Linked DNA regions of Mus musculus: region 1 is linked to region 2. The links are chromatin loops, found by intact Hi-C in ENCODE. Cell type or tissue: left cerebral cortex. All regions are shown on one strand.

Region 1 (8,000 bases), 370 kb after region 2:
CACTGATTTCACCCTTAGGAAATCACCTCCAAGTATGGTATGGTGGTCCTACCATACCATATTGGGCTCAGTCATTCTCTGGGTATCCTTAATTGGGACAATGCTTCTACTTGCGTCAGACAGCGAAGTTAAGAGAACAGAACCTTCTAGTTTTACTAAGCAGAGGTCATGTGGACATTCTGTTATTACTCCAGAATGATGAGAACAGAAGCCTGTCTGTCATGCTCTTCTTTCATGAATTAGCTTGGAGAAGAGATAGGCAGTCTCAGATTTGGATGTTGATTCAGCAAAAACTATTAATGTCTGATATTTCTTGCTAAGTGTTAAACTTCACCCAAGAAGCCAGTTTTATTATAGCTGGCTGGGCCAATATTATTTAGTAAGTTGTACTTATTATAGAGGTCTCATATTATACTCATTTCCAGATATCAACCTTATGAATCCTAAGCCGGTTTTGTAGTTTTGAGTTCACATGATGGTAGGTGCTATTGCATAGAAATAGCATGCTGTTATGAAACGTTCACTCATATTTCACAAATATTAATGAGTACCTTTCCTATGGAAGTCATTGAGCTAGTCTCTGTGTGATACATTTGATAAGGTCATAGTTCATACTCTGATTCATAATAGGAGTAAGATATATGCTTTTCAATTAATAAATCATAGCATAATGTACAAGTGCCTACAATGAAGGACAAGGTTGTTTCAAGATCTCACAGTGTGACTGAACTTTTTGTTCTCATCTTCCTTTTCTCCAGATTCCATGGAATCTGTTAGGCTAGGCATTCTGTGCAGATATCACTGAGGATTTCTGTCTTTGGCCATTTACCTAGTGAGCATCAGAAGAAGGCTTGGGAATCCTACTGGGGAACGGATGCAGCTTTCCTTAGAAAATTGAAATCCCAAAGATACATGATTCTCCCGTAAGCCTGTAGAATAATTTGTCTGTTTCATTTCCCCATGCCTAGGGCTTGTTTGCCATGACATCCCGCTGATTCCTTCACTGTAATGCTCCTTAAATTCCCACCTGATACATCTTGCTACTCATCGTTCAAGCCATTAACATCTCATACCTAGGTCCAAGGCATCTTAACTGACTTTGCTCTTGCTTTCAGTCTCTATTTAGTTTGTCTTGGCAGGAAGTTTTGGGGCAGAAAGAAGTTTAGGCCACACAAATACCACCTGCATAATTCACCTGAAAGATGTCTCCGCTGAGATAGTCATGGAGCTGGATCTTGGCTCACAACTTTAAATATTGTCTGATCATCATTTGGGATTTCATCAGTATTCTGAGAAGTCAATCATAGACATCAGTTGTCTAGAAACATGGCAGCAAACTCTTTCACCAGACCTCAGTGCTTTCTCATTGCTGCCTTATATCCACTGACATTTAAAATTCACCATTAGGTTCTTCTCTTCTAGATCCCACATTCACACTTGTCCAGTGTACTACTTTCCTTGAGCCACACTTTCCAACCAACTGACCTATCCAATCCTTCTACAAAGGCTGTGTCTGCATCTTTTTCAACTTCCATCTAGGTTAACTCCATGCCTGGCAATTCCAGTTGACTATAGTCTTTTCTGCTTGGTTCTCATTTGGACTTGACACAACTGTGCCGTTTGGCACTTGTGGTATCTCTAAACTCTGATGCCAAAGTTAGTGTTTTTTTTTCCCATGAGGCTGTGCAGTTTATTGTATCACACATGTAATTGAATAGCTGTAGATAAAGGCTCTGGAAATGGTTGCTCTCTTTGGCGTGGATACACACATGCTTTATGCAGAGCAGAACTAGAGGACCAGGTTACAAGAAAAACAGAAACCAATTAAAGTAAGCACAAGGGGGCATTCCTTCTCAGTCTTTGTTGTTTTATTTTCTTCTTGCTTTTCTCATTGCAGAAAAGGTCCCTTCTCGGCCCAGTGAACATCCAACGCTTGATTCTTTAGACAAGAGATTCAAACCTGAAGTCAGCTTCCCCAGCTCGCTTGGATTTGAGGCATAGATGAACCAAAACAGTAAAAGGAGTTTTTTATTGACTTAATTTCCTTCATGCAGAGATATTAATAAAGTCAGCAGTGTATAATTGCCAGTTTTATGTAGCAGCTGAAGATCACATGCTTTTGATAAAATCTTTATTAACATGATGAAAAATGTTGTTTTTATGTGACTATTTCATAATTTAAGTGCTCATTTTATGCTAAGGGTGGCTTGTGATTAGTGTTGATATTCTCTAGTGGTTGTCTGTGATTTTTCTTAGGGTAAAGTACGTAAATGGTTGATAAAATGTCATTTGTTTCTATACTATGTGTTTAGATGTTATTTTGGGTGACTTTGGGATGAAGTGTTTTCCCTAAGTGATTTTTTTCCCCAGAACATCATCAATTTGCTTATACCTTTTCGTATAAATAACTACACAGCCATGATTTGATAAGAAGTTATCTATGCAGTGGGGTAGGTAGCATGAATATGAGCTATTGTGCCTTCTTGTGAGGTAATGCAAGGCACTTTCTTTATTTGGGAGGCTCCTTCTGCTAAATGCTTACTTTAGTTTTTTTCAAGGTATGATTTTTCAAAAAGGTTTATCTTGGAAAGCTGAAAGGTTGATTTGTTTCTTTCAATCAGGTTTAATAGCTTCAACTTTTAGAACTTACTGCTCAAAGACAGCAACAAAGACAGAACTGATTTTTGCCCCTTCGGCTCTGGAGTGTTTTTTCAGTTGAGAAATGAAAATGTGTCTCAGGATAGGACACTATGTGCTTTGTTCTAAATGGCACTGAAACTGTCCCTGGCCTACACAGGTATTGGTGCAGAGTCCTGCAAAGCTGATGCAGACTTTAACACATGTGTGGGAATTTCCTGTGGCCTAAGTTTTTCCAAATGTATGTTACTAATTTTATGTAACAGGAATGAAGAATTACGAAAATAGCAAGGTGGTACTAGAAATTAGAAAGCTAACTTTTTTTTAAATGTGTTTCCAATGAAAATTACCTTAGTGTACCTACAATGTATTCTGTGTATAATGGGAGATATTGGTATTTATGTGCTCAGCAAAATAAAACCTGTATTATTAAAATTACCGAAGGATAAATTGCATGTTATAGATGTGACTACTTGACATATTGGTGACCAACAGTATGTTTGGTGTTTTGGGTTTAGGAGTAAATGTATAGGTTGTTCATCAAATTCTCCTGCTTTAAAACCAGGCTGCTGCTTCATGTCTACCTCTTCTGACTGCAATATTACCCTTGACCATGCTGTTGGTTTTGCTTTATATTTTACTCCAGCAGAAATCAAAATGTATTTTATAGACCTATACTTTGGCAATATGCTAGGAAAGAGAACACAAGCAACTTAAAGCAAATTTCTGCCACAGTGCTTTTAATATTAACAGAGATTTTCATCTAACAGCACCAACAGAATAGAACATGAGAATATCACAGCTCAGGGCTGTAAACACAGCTTCCTGATGTCTTAGTCCCTAGGGAGAACAGAGCACACAGTTTTTATATTATTCAGCTTGTCATTCTATTGGCATAGAACTGATTTTCTTTTTTGCCTCAGAAAATGCCTCTTTTCCAAATCTCCAGCTGCCCTTCATTCATAAAGCAGCATTTTAATAAGGTAGTTGTTTACTACAAAACAATGATAATACTAATAACGAATCCCTAACAGCAAAGCATATTCCTTTCCAGCGACGGCCTCGTTGATGCCAAACAGCTGGAGGAAAGATGGGCGAAAACGCAATCAGGCATTTAAACACCATTGCTGGATGTTTCCAAACATAAACATCCAGATGTATAGCGTTGTGGAAGTAATAGGTTTGATTACTTGCCTTTTGCATACTTCATCTGGATCTTTTGATGCTATGTGGATGAAATCTTAAGAGTATTCTTCATTTTTCTGTATCCTAAATGGCTTTTCTGAACATGCATGGTAACACCAATGCTGAGAACTGATAGAGACTGAGCCTGGCAGAGGTTGTGTGAGAGAAAGAAGGGAAAGGATTTCGAACGTGGTTAAATGGGTCCCTCTCCTGGCTAATGCATGTGGCAGCAAGGACTTGAGAGTCCACTGAAGCACTTTCAGTTTTCAGCTGATAAATATATAAGAATAAAGATCCTGAGGGGAAGGTCAAGATTGCCCTATTCTCTCTGAGACCCAGAGCCCAAATAACCAGGGGCTTTCTGTGGTATTTAGTTCTAACAAAGGCAACTCTTTTGTATACCATTGAAAATACTTGCTCAAGAAGAATCTGCAGTCACCGGTACTGAGGTATAGCTGTTTGTTTTTCCAAAGGTTGCCTCATCAGGCAAGATTAAAAGTCTCAAAAAGATCAAATGAGTGTTTTTTGTTTTTTTGTTTGTTTGTTTGTTTTGTCCTGAAACTTCAGACTACCCTTCCCAAACCAACTCAAGTCTCTTGTGGTCTTTCTCTGATACCAGTTATTGGTAATTAGCATGAAAAGTCATTGCCAAAATATGTCACTAAGCATGGACACCTAAAGATTTAATGATCTCATCAGAGGTGGCCTGGTCTCAGAATCACATTCTCATGTCCTAGTGCAAAAATAAATGCCAATGCCTATCCAAGACTGAAAGGAAAAAAAAAATTAGTCATTTTTTTCTGACACGTCCTTGAAGAAATCAATTCTACAGATCACGGAGGAGCCAAGAAAAGCTTGTGCATATGAGTAACTCAGTCTGCTCAGTGAGTCAAGATGACTAGTTAAAAGAGCACTCTGCCGTGATGATGTCTCCTAGGCACGAAGAACAATGCCATCATTAACGCGTGGGACTGTTTAGCATTTAGAGCGCTTCACACATAAAGAAACTTAACACGAGACTATTTATTATCCTTTAGACAGATGGTTTAATGTGTCTTTAGCCTTCAGCCAACCAGGCCACCCGTGGTTTTCTTTAGCCAGGGGCTTTTAAAAAATAATTGGGAGGCAACAATTTTCTAACAAGACTGACTGCAGTATACTTCCTTAAATCTCTTTTTTACCCTTAAGTATCCCTTGCAGTTGTTCAAGGCTGACAAACTTCTCTGACATTGATTCCTCACATATAAGTAATTACTGACATAAAAGAGGATGGAGGGGTATAGATTGTTTTGTTTTGTTTTGTTTTCATTAGTGGTTCCTTCGCAATAGAAAGACTATTCAGATATGATTACTCTGGAAGATCGTTCTCTTCTGATTAGACATTGCCTCACTCTAGAGAAGTCGTTATTACAGGAGTCTCCAAAACAAGAAATGCCATTCCAACATGGACGATAACGGGGTGGGAAGTTGTACATTGTAATATACTTATCTTAAGTGGTAAAAGCCAGGGGTAGCTATGCCTCCAAGGAAGAGAGTTCCTTAGTAGAGAGTAAACAGCTCGTGGATTCCATAGTATTATGATCAATGCGCGAAATGCACACATTACAAAAGCAAATCAGATGTACCGGTATGTGAAAACTTATAAAGAGATTTTAATGACTCCTGTACAACAACCTTGGGCATTGTTCATTTCTCCAGGTCTTTATGTGACTCAAAGACCCAGAGATGCAGAGGACTGGCCCAAGAAGGTATCCACTTTTCTACTTTTCCTCTATACTCCCTCCTACCTACTCAGTGGAGTTCTACAGAGGTAAAGACTGGGGTGAGGAAAGTGATTATGTCAGCAGAGCATTTAGTGTGCTTAGCAGGGCAAGTGTCTTCTGGGCTTTGAAAGGACGAGAAGTCTGAGCACAGAATCTAGGATTTTTTTTTTTTTTTTTTTTTTTTTTTTTGGAGCAAAATTGTGTGTGTGTGCGCGCTGTTTGTTTGAGTTTTGAATTTTTCCACTGCAAGGAGTTAGACTTGTATTTGTGTTGGTTCTGTGACTTGAGCTTTGAGTTTTGCATCAAAATTGTTGATTTTCTCCTGGGAGGAGGAGGAGGAAGATCCTGGCACAGCCATTGGCGATCTAGAGGACCATGTTCAGCTTGATCTCAGCACAGAACATCCAGTCAGTCCCACCTGGTGAAGCAGTTCAACTCTCTGCTCTAGGTATGAAAGGACAGAGGGTGGGTGACTGGGACACAGACCTGAACCTGGAGTGTCTGTGCAGTCAGGCCCCATAATGTACACTGGCCTTCCATGTAATGAGCTCTTATACAAGGAGGGGTAAGGAATGTAAACGACCCTTCCACTGACATTCTCTGGGCTCAAAATCTGATGGAGAGAACTCTGTAGGCACAAGCATACCCTTCTAGGTGCCTATGATGAGGGTGTGGGTGCTAATGAGCCACAGAACATGTGCCTAGCCAAGCATCACAGTCCCTTCTGCATGGAGCTGTAGAGGCACAAGGACACACCCATTGTCAATCTGGTTCAGCTACATGAGCTGGAACTGCCTAGCCAGGCTGCCGACAGCCTGGAGTTGGCAGTCCAGGTCAGAGGTTGCTAGCTTCCTTCTTCTACCTCAGCCCCCTGATTGTTTGTGCTAGATGACAATGACCACAGCCCAGTCCTTATCAGGGTACCTTGACTGAAGTGGAATTGACTGATCATGCACCAGAGTCATCGCTGCCGCTAGATCCGGGTGATGATAAATTCTGACGAGGATTCCAGGAACAAAGGTGATCACCCTTGTTGCACACATCCCGCTCGAAGTCTGCCATACTTTCTGGCTCTCCCTGTGCTCTGGCAGCCCCATCTTCAAGCACCAGTCTATCTACAAGCCTGGACATGGGCCCTGGATTGACACCCACAAGGTCATCGTGAACATGCTGCTTGTCAGTGCTCTTGAAGTGATTATCATTTTCTCCGACATCCCCCAAGTGTCCCCGAAGAGGTGATCGACCTTGTTAGAAAGGCCCAGGACACTGGAAGTCTGAGTTACCTTGCTGTCTTGAAGGGTGGAGCATTTTCCAACTTGTTGGAGCTGGTCAGCACCTCGGACAGAGACCTGGGCATCAACAGGCTCGAGAACAGTGCCCTCTAGTCTCAAGACCAATTCAAGCTGCAGCCAGCCAGTGTCACCTAGTGGTAGCACAGTGCCATTGGCCAGTGAGAGCCTCTGAGGATTATCTGACATTGGTGGAGGAGAGCTGTGGGGTTCCGGACTATGCTACTGGACAAAATGACAAAGCATAAGGTGTCAGTGTGAAAGAATAACCCTTCCGACATCTCTCTGGCCCCACTAGTCACCCAAGACTTGATTCTGAGCCTCTGTGGCCAGGTCACCTTCTGGCAGCTGAAAGCTGAGGCTGGCCACAGCAAGGTCTTGTGCTCCCTCTCCCATCCCCCAGCAAGGTCAACTTTTGTTTATTCTGCGCTGCTACACTGCTATTCTGCTATAAATGCCAGTGGATCAGGCGCCACCTGGTGGGAAAGTTGTGTTGGTCTCAGCTGTGCAGAAGCAATAAGAAGAACTGGGTGATAGGGCACAGGTTTGGAAGTAGAGAGGCAACTGGATTCCTTATTAGTGGTTGGATGCTTTGGCTAATGGCCGAAGCTTTCTGCTAGTGGCCATCTCAGTGTAACGTGTTTTACACAAAGGAATGAGTGCAGCCCAAACCAACAGCAAGCAAGAGGTACCTGAAGTCTCAGAGATTTTAGGAGCTGATTCTGAGGGCCTCAATTCAAACTCTTATGAAATCGTGGCCTCTTTTATTTTGTCAGAATTCTAGGAAAAGTGACATTACATGATATTCTAGTGTGGGGACAGTGAACAGCTTTTATGCCCCTTTCTTCTGGACGGACTGGGTCCCACCTACCATTGGGGAGAACACTCAGCTCTCTACTAGATGTCACAAACATTTAATCAATTTTCATGCCAGGAGGCCTTACACCAATTCAGTGCCTGGCCGTTTGGGACTTCAAATGTCTAATAGGTAGGTGTTGAGGGAGATCTCTTCAGACGATGACAGGAAGCCCAAGGGTAACGTTGATGGGAGTCGATGTCTGCCTTTGCTGCTCCTTTGCCTACGGTAACTCCTCTGGGTCTAGTTTTAACACAAACCCCCTTTAGA
Region 2 (8,000 bases):
CTTTACTGTGTTTTTCTCACCTGTGCTTGCTGCGTGTGACACACAGAATGACTCTCTCCCTTTCTGTGTCCAACGAGTTGGAGCAAGGGCTTTCTGTTGAGCTTTTGAGATGCAAATGTCTTTGCCCTGAACTGAGCTGTGAGTTTCAAACCCGAAACCCCCAAGTCAAAATTGACTTTTTCTTTCTTGTGGAATTTGTGTGATGCTCTCCCTTTCCCTGGGTAGTGGGTGCTGGATGCTGAAGTGTCTGCCTGGGGAGACAGGGGTGGGCAGAAAAAAAAAAAAGAGAGTATTTTCAGGGCACATGAATGTTTCTTAAAACCTCAGGAGGTGTTTCTAACACATCCCTATTATTACATCTGCCCTCCACACAGTTTCTGCCCCGTGGGGCTGAGCTGCACATTGATTTGCTTCAAGGCTGGAGCATTTGAGGGTGATTCTCTTCTGACCTGTTGTTGGTAAAGTAAAAGAAAAGAAAATTAAAGAAGCAAGACAGAGAGGCTGAAAAACGAAAGCCAGACCCTTCTGGTCTGCAAAGCATTGGTTGAACATAGTGTTAAATGCAGCTCTGGCCCTCATTCTGCTTTCTCTGTCTCCCAAAGGTCATGCCATTTTTCTTGATCTGTTTTCTTATTTTTCCCATTCCACAGTTCATCATTGGATGTTCTGCTGCCTAGGCAACAGCATTCGGGGGCAGTGCTCAACCACAAGTTACTGGAGAATATTCTGAGATCCATGCATACAGAATTCCTGTAAATAGACTTTGTTCCTTATTTTATTTTATTTTATTTTTTATTTATATCATCAGTGTGCAACCTTGTGTTCAGCCAGAGAATCTATTCAGACCCACATGTGCATTTTTCTGGGTATGGGGTCTGTGTCAAGAGTTCTCTCAATTTCAGAGATGTCATTGCTGCTGTTGTGTTCAGGAGACCAATCAGAGTGATGCTGGTGGCATTTCAAACTCATCTTGTTTTCTGTGTCTGATCAAAGTTCTTTTGAACGCTGTTTTGTCAGCTGGACATCAGGGGCCTCGGCCTTGGATTTTACCCCCATGGCAACCATGGGAAAAATGTAGGCGATGTTCTTTGGGCACCTGAACAAGATTTGCTAGCTATGCTAAATCAGGATTTATAAAAATTGAACTATGAAAGCAATTTTAAAAGGTTTGCCAACAGCAGCAGCAATAATTTCAGCTTCGGTTTATCAATCAAGTATTTTATGCCTGGTACTCTATTCTTTATATACATTGCCCCATTCAGCGTCACCAAACTAATTTTAAAGACTGGTGCCTTGCCTTTTTTTTTTTTTCAAATAAACAACTAAAGGGCATTAGAGATGAAATGACTTGCCTTTGGTCACAGAGTAAAGAGGAGACCATACTTTGTAGATTCCTTGTCCAAGGGCTGGAATGGGACCACACTGCAGTTCTTGCTGGACATCTTCCTGGCATCACTTAATTTCTTGACTGGTCCATGCCTGATGGATGGTAGGCAAACATCAGAGCTAGAAGAAAGTGATTGATGGTTTGAGTTGGAGGTTAATGTTCTGTGTTCTCTGGCATTTCCTCTCACCAGCGGCATGGAGATAATAGGTGTAAGCCCTTCTTCTCAGTGGCCCTTCATCTTCATCCGTCCTCACTGCCTGCTTCAGAGAGTCACCCCACATCAGGATGCTGGGAGACTTCCTGATGTCCTTTCCCGATGCCTGCTTTGTTTTCTTTTGATCCGGGTCGTACATAGCAACCAACAGAATCTTTCTAATCTGAAAATCTGTTCACAGCCACTCAGAATCCTCAGAGCAGGTCTGACTTTTCAAATGGCCTTTTAGGGCTCTGGCAGCTTCCACTTTTAGGCTTCTTTTGCTCAGACCTCGCAGTTCTTTGCTTTGAGCCTTGGAAAACGGAATCTCTCTCCCATCTTCAGGCATGTTCTGTTCCCTCTACAGCAGTGGTTCTTAACCTTCCTCAATGCTTCAACCCTTAAGTACAGTTCCTAGTGTTGTGGTGACCCTCCAACCATAAAACTATGTTACTGCCATCTTATAACTGTAATTTTGCTACTGTTATGAATTGTAATGTGAACATCTGTGTTTTCCGATGGTCTTAGGCAACCCTGTGAAAGGGTCCGTTGACACCCCCCAAGGGTTCACAACCCACAGATTGAGAAGTGCTGCTCTATAGGAACATACAACACTTCTCTGCCCATGACCTATTGATCTCCTGGCAGCTTCCCTGAGCTCCTCTGATGTGATGAGTGTTCCACCAAGCCCTGCTTGTCCCATGACACACACCTGCTATTCTTCTGTGCCGATCTAAGGTGTGCCATACGTCATATTTTTTAGTTCTAGGCCTGGTATCTGGTCACCACTGAATATAGCTGTCTCATGGAATCTTCAAGAAGATTGGCTCTGCAGCCATCCCTAATGGAGAGATGGCCAAGTCTCTTAGATAAAAATGGTGTGGTGTTTGCATATAAGCTCTGCATATCCTCCCTCACATTCTTACCTACCTTTATTTATTATATTGTGCCTATGTTTGCCTGTACATAGGTATGGAAGTGCACATAGGTGCCTAGGAAGGCCAGAAGAAGACATCGGATTCTGTGGACCTGGGGTTACAGATGGATGTGAGCTGTCTGACACAGATGCTGGCAACTGAACTCAGGTCCTTTGTAACCTGTTAAGTGCTCTTAACCACTGAGCAACCAACCCCTCTAGCCTTAGCCCCAAGCTTTTAATCACAGGCTATCCATAATATCCAACACCACACAAACAACATGTAAATATTTGTGTTTCTGTGGTACTTAAGATTAATGGCTAGAAAAAGACTTACGTATGTTCGGCACATACGCAGTTGTATTTCAAATATTTTCTGTTTGGCTGGCTACAGATGGAGAACTCTCAGACAACTGTTTCTGTTGGATAACTGCAGAGCTAGAGGTGATGCCTTTTTCTAGCCACTTTTGAGTCATAATAGCATACAGGACCGCGGGCTCCGGAAGGTCATTATCTCGAGAATACGTTTCTCAAAGAAGCAAATGAAAACAGGCTCTAAAGTACAGTCTTTCCGGAACTGTCGTGAGGCTTTTTGTCAGATGTTGAAAATCTAAACATTTCAAGATTTTAAAAAGGTAAGAGGTTCAAAATGACACTTGCAAGTATAGATCCAACAACTCCCCAAATGTTTCCCTTTTGTTACTGAGTCTGTTGGTTATCAGGTAGAGAGGCCCAGGGAGGCTCCCAGTGCAACCTAACTCATGTGTATTCTCTCATTCTATCTGACAAGATTAAAAGTGGAACTCTAGCTCATTGCCCCTTTCCCCACGGCCCTCCTGTCCCAGGACTTAAGCCCTTGCATCTGCTCCTTGGCTCTTCCCTTTCAGCAGACAGCCAGGACCTGGAAAGATCCCCGTGTTGCAAAGGCTGAGGTCCCCCAGTTAGAGGGACCAGATGGGACTATTGACTGCATGGAAGAGTGGAGAGTGCCATCCCTGGCTCTTACTCCTCCTTCACAATCCCTGTTGGATTTTCATACAAATTAAGTCTCTAGGGCCTTTTCTCTCTGCCCTTCCCCAGTGTGCTTTCCCAGACTTCAGGCTTTGTGTGCATTCGCAAGATACACACAGCAAAGGCAAAGCTCAGACTCCTGTTTGCTGTGAATCCTGTGTTCGGACCGGTCCCCGCAGCCCCACCCTGACGGCACAGCCTTCTCTTGTTGCCGAGCATCTCTCTAAGCCCTGGGAACAGGGCATGACAGCTAGCAGAGGGCGAGCAAACAGACGGGGAGCCGCTTTTAACACCATCTGCCACTTCCACCGAGGTCAATGGGATAAACCGATTTGCTAAACAAAATGGTTAACAACTCATGAATAAAAACTTGAAGAAAAATTCCGAAAGGGATTTCCACACTTTAGTTCGCTCTTCTCTGCCCCACCCAGGCCCCAAACTGCTCTGGAACATGCACTTTTCTCGGGTTCCAGTAGGGGGCAGCTGCCATTAGGCCTGAGAGAGAGAGAGAGCTCATTTATAAGACCTTTCTAAAATAACTCTGGTGAGATGCTCTTCTTCCACAGGGACAAGCCACCTGAGTGGTTATCAATACCAAGTGGTCAGTATGAAAAACATATGCATATAAACGCTACTAAATGGGCTCAGCAGGCTGTATTATTTATTTATCCATTTAGATATGTACCAATAACAGTGAAAGAAAAAGAAGCCATGATTTTTGAGAGAAGGGCACAGGAGGGGCTGGACGGTGGTGGGGCCAAGGGGAGTTAGATACATACATTTAGGGACTCTGGATGGGGTTTGAGTAATGATTATTTTTGAATATTTATCACATGTAAACATGTTCTTACGCAGTGGCGTTTGTGAACGTTTCTACCATTCTGGTGGTTGGGAACATTATGAACATATGATTGTATTTTTCCTCTTGTTTATTCCATTTTTTTGTTCCTGTATAATAATGATAGCAACATTGCCCTTAGAACAGCTTATTTATCCCTTCTACAGGTAATGGACATTTGGGTTGTTTCAAATTTTTTGGTAATCATGAATTGCACTATTCAGGTCATTTAGTCCATATTCCAGCACACATGCGTTCATGCTTCTGTAGAGCGAAGTTCTCAGCACGGAAACAAATGTCTTTAGTTTGACTGGATAATGTCCTACAGTGTCCCAGAGTGCAGGCTCTAAGAGGTTCCGATGAGCCCCGAATTCACCAATAGTTGTGTTTATCAGGTCTTTTGAAGGTAATGTGATTTCCTCACTCTCAGGCCAGTGAGTGGCAAGGACACCCTTGGTGCCTTCCACATGGTTCCCACAGCAAGGATCTGTGGTATTTCCCCTCAAACACAGATGACAGAAGCCAATGTCCCAGTGAGACATTCAGCTGCACTGAACACAACTGGAGATGGCTCCTCCCAGAGGGAGGAGATTTTCTATGATGCCAGATCTCCTTACCTCCCGTGGACTGCACAATCAGCGTTAACAATGGCAATTAGACTCAGTGCCATCTGGATGACCGGGGCAAGCAGGGAGGCATAGCTGCTGGCAGAAGGCAGAGGATGAGCCAGGGCCACAGAGGCAGCCTCCTTCTGTGGAACTAGACCAGGACCGTAACATCCAGGAGCAATGGTTGCTCAGCTCATTTACCCAAGAGGAACCACCAAGAGTGTCATGACGGGAGTCTTTAAAGAGCTTCCCTCTGAATGGGCCCAGCTTCATAGGTCCTGATTGTTACCGGCCGTTGGGTCTGTGGCTCTTACCCAAGTTTCCTGTACAGGGTAAGTTGGGATAGTGTTGTGTTTCTCCTGCCATGTTGAGTGGAGAGTACCGTGAGAAAGCTCAGTGCTCACTTTGCAAGTGATTGATACTTTGTTACACTCGAGACTTCCTAGCTCTAGGGATGGGAACTGGTTTGGGGCTGTGAAGGGACTGTGATTTTGGGTAGTTTGCTCTTTGCCCAGAGGACCCTTTTTCAGAGGGAGGGTTTTTGATATGGGAGGAAGGGAAGGTTAGACTTGTATTCTCAATCTTATGTTTTTTGGAGGTGTGCTGGGTAGTTTTATGTCAACCTGCCACAAACTCAAGTCATCTGAGAGGAGGGAACTCAACTGGGAAAATGTTTCCATAAGTTCTGGCTGTAAAGCATTTTCTTAATTAATGATGGATAGAGAAGGTCCTAGACCATTGTGGGTGCCATCTCTGGGCTGGTGGTCCTGGGTTCTATAAGAAAGCAGGCTGAGCAAGCCATGGGGAGCAAGCCAGTAAGCAGCACACCCCATGGTCTCTGCATCAGCTCCTGCCTCCAAGATTCCTACCCTGTTTTGAGTTCCTGTCCTGACTTCCTTCAGCACTGTGGAAGAATAAGCCAAATACACTCTTTCCTTCTCAGCTTGGTTCTTGGTTATGGTATTTCATCATAGCAAAAGACATCCTAATGAAGACCGGGGATGGGGTTCTAACTAAGCATCAGAGTAGAGGCTGAAGTGAAATGGGGTGCTTTAATATGTTTTTACTAGAGTTTGGGGATAATAGAAGAAAAAAATAAGTAGAAATGGAAAAAACCCATCCGTGGTGACATGGTGTTAAGCTATTGTTTCATTAGCCCTGCCACTTCTCCCTGCTTTATACTGTGTGTCCTTAGGATGGCAAAGACCATCAGATTGCTTTCCCACAAGTCCTGCAGTATTTCTGCTTTGCCAGGGATTGTCCTGGCTAACACATGTCGTCCTCGTATAAAGTCATCGTATAAAAGTGTACCCTTTGGTTTTGGGCATGCTCAATCTAGGTGATAAGTTTGACATGCATATCTAAGCACCTGAGCAGTGCTTGCTTCCAGGAGGACCTGTTTCTGCTGGCTTTAGGTGGAGGCAGGTCATCGCTTCTCCCCTACAGGACTTGCTTTTTCTGCAAGAGGCACTCTGGCTAGCGTAGCTCTCCCCCAGCTATGGAACCTGGAGGAAAGTTACTTTATGGGCTTGAGCCTCAGTTCCTGCAAGTGTTAAGTGGAGAAAATGCCCACAGTGTTTGGTTCATGGGCAGTGCATTTTAGACCATGGTATTTTTCCTTCAGGGCAGGAATCCAAAACTGAGAGTCTTAGGGCCTGGGCTCTGGAAACTCCCAATTTTGAGTTTTCAGTTGTTTGAATCTAGAAAACCTTCAGAAGCAATGTGTTCTCTCTGTGGTTGAAGGAGCCATCACCCACTATGGGACGTTGTCTTACGTGAGCCCTGATTCATACACTGATCGTTTGTTCCTTACCTGGAGCTTATTTTGTTCTTGTTTGTCCTCAGGCTGGGCTTGAACACACACACCAGGCTGCCCTAGGTCTGCGTGGTAGCCATAGAGAACTGTTAATGTACACAGACACGCTCTCTTCCTTCAGGTTAGTTTCCTGCCAGGCTCCAACAATATGTGCAGGGTTAACCCTTGGAATCCAATCAGGTCTGCAGGTTTCTGGGAGTCTGCCTTCGTAGAACTGGGATAGGGTTTAAGATGCTGTACTTCTAGGAAGATCCCAAGTGACACTGCTGCTGCTGACTCAGGCTTTCTGAAGCTTTGGAGCTTTTGGGGGCGGGGGGGGGGGGGGGAGTGTGTTTCCTGGAGGCTGAGTCAGGTCCTTTCTCAGAGCAGACTGAAGACTTCCTGAAAGCAGCAAGCCATTGATTGGTGTTGGTTCTCTCCGCCCACAGCTCTGTGGTACCCAGAAGTGAGCAGGCACTTGATGAATAGTCATCTCTTTCTACAGAGTTGAAACCTAATTGAGAGCTATAGATTATCCCTCTAGTGTAGATCCTGCCATTTGTTCACCATACACAGGTTAGCTTTCACCTTACTAGGTGAAATGACAATTAGGTCAGGTGACAATTGTGCATGGGTTGGTTGGTTGAGACAGACTCTTGAGCCGGACTCAGGCCTAGAACTCACCAAGTAGGCTGAGATGGACTGGGTTATTGACCTGAGAGGTGTACTAGCTTTAGTGTTGGGATTACAAGTGTATGCTGTCATGCCTGCCCCTGATGTGTGTGTGTGTGTGTGTGTGTGTGTGTGTGTGTGTGTGTGTCTACTGAGGATCAACCTCAAGTCATCATGTTTGCCTTTTTGAGTTATCTCCCCAGTCTTGATTATATTTTAGATATCTTCCCCACAACCCTTTATGGCCTACGGCCATTTCCTCTTAAATACTGTGGCTCTCAATGCTCTCTGAGACCAACAGCATTGCTGGGAATTTGTCAGAATAACAAGCATCTCAGCCCTACTCTAGACATCCCGAGTCAGAATCTTGGGGTGAGGCCAGCCATCATGGGTAACAAGACCTTCAGGTAACGCCCATGCATACTGCAGCCCAAGACGACTAATACTGACCTGGGGCAAACTTGCAGTGTAGAAGGTCCGGGACCCAGAAGCCTTTGAGGGGGATCTGCTCACTGTTACATGGTGGATGATTTTACACCTGGGAGCCTGGCCAATGTTTCCAAGAAGGAGGTTTGAAGGA

Evidence for each region. Hi-C counts contacts between places; a loop is a spot of excess contacts. Peaks named below come from ENCODE experiments on the same cell type or tissue, not always from the same donor. Only the 100,000 strongest peaks of a DNase experiment are listed, where the experiment ranks them.
Region 1: a loop joins it to region 2, with 3.0 times the contacts of the local background. A loop is called at or near these places in 7 of 42 quality-filtered maps.

Annotation. Positions count from the first base shown.
Region 1 is chr14:80,209,108-80,217,107 of GRCm38, forward strand. It overlaps the pseudogene Gm17923. Among named protein-coding and RNA genes, the nearest start is that of Gm31776, 32 kb to the right of the region's middle. In left cerebral cortex, CTCF peaks have their summits at 4,033 (motif pointing left), 7,043 (motif pointing left) and 7,342 (motif pointing left); DNase peaks (open chromatin) are centred at 4,002, 4,703, 7,010 and 7,340; H3K27ac peaks cover 237 bases.
Region 2 is chr14:79,839,484-79,847,483 of GRCm38, forward strand. No RefSeq gene overlaps it. Among named protein-coding and RNA genes, the nearest start is that of Gm10845, 26 kb to the right of the region's middle. In left cerebral cortex, a CTCF peak has its summit at 3,966 (motif pointing right); DNase peaks (open chromatin) are centred at 688 and 3,996.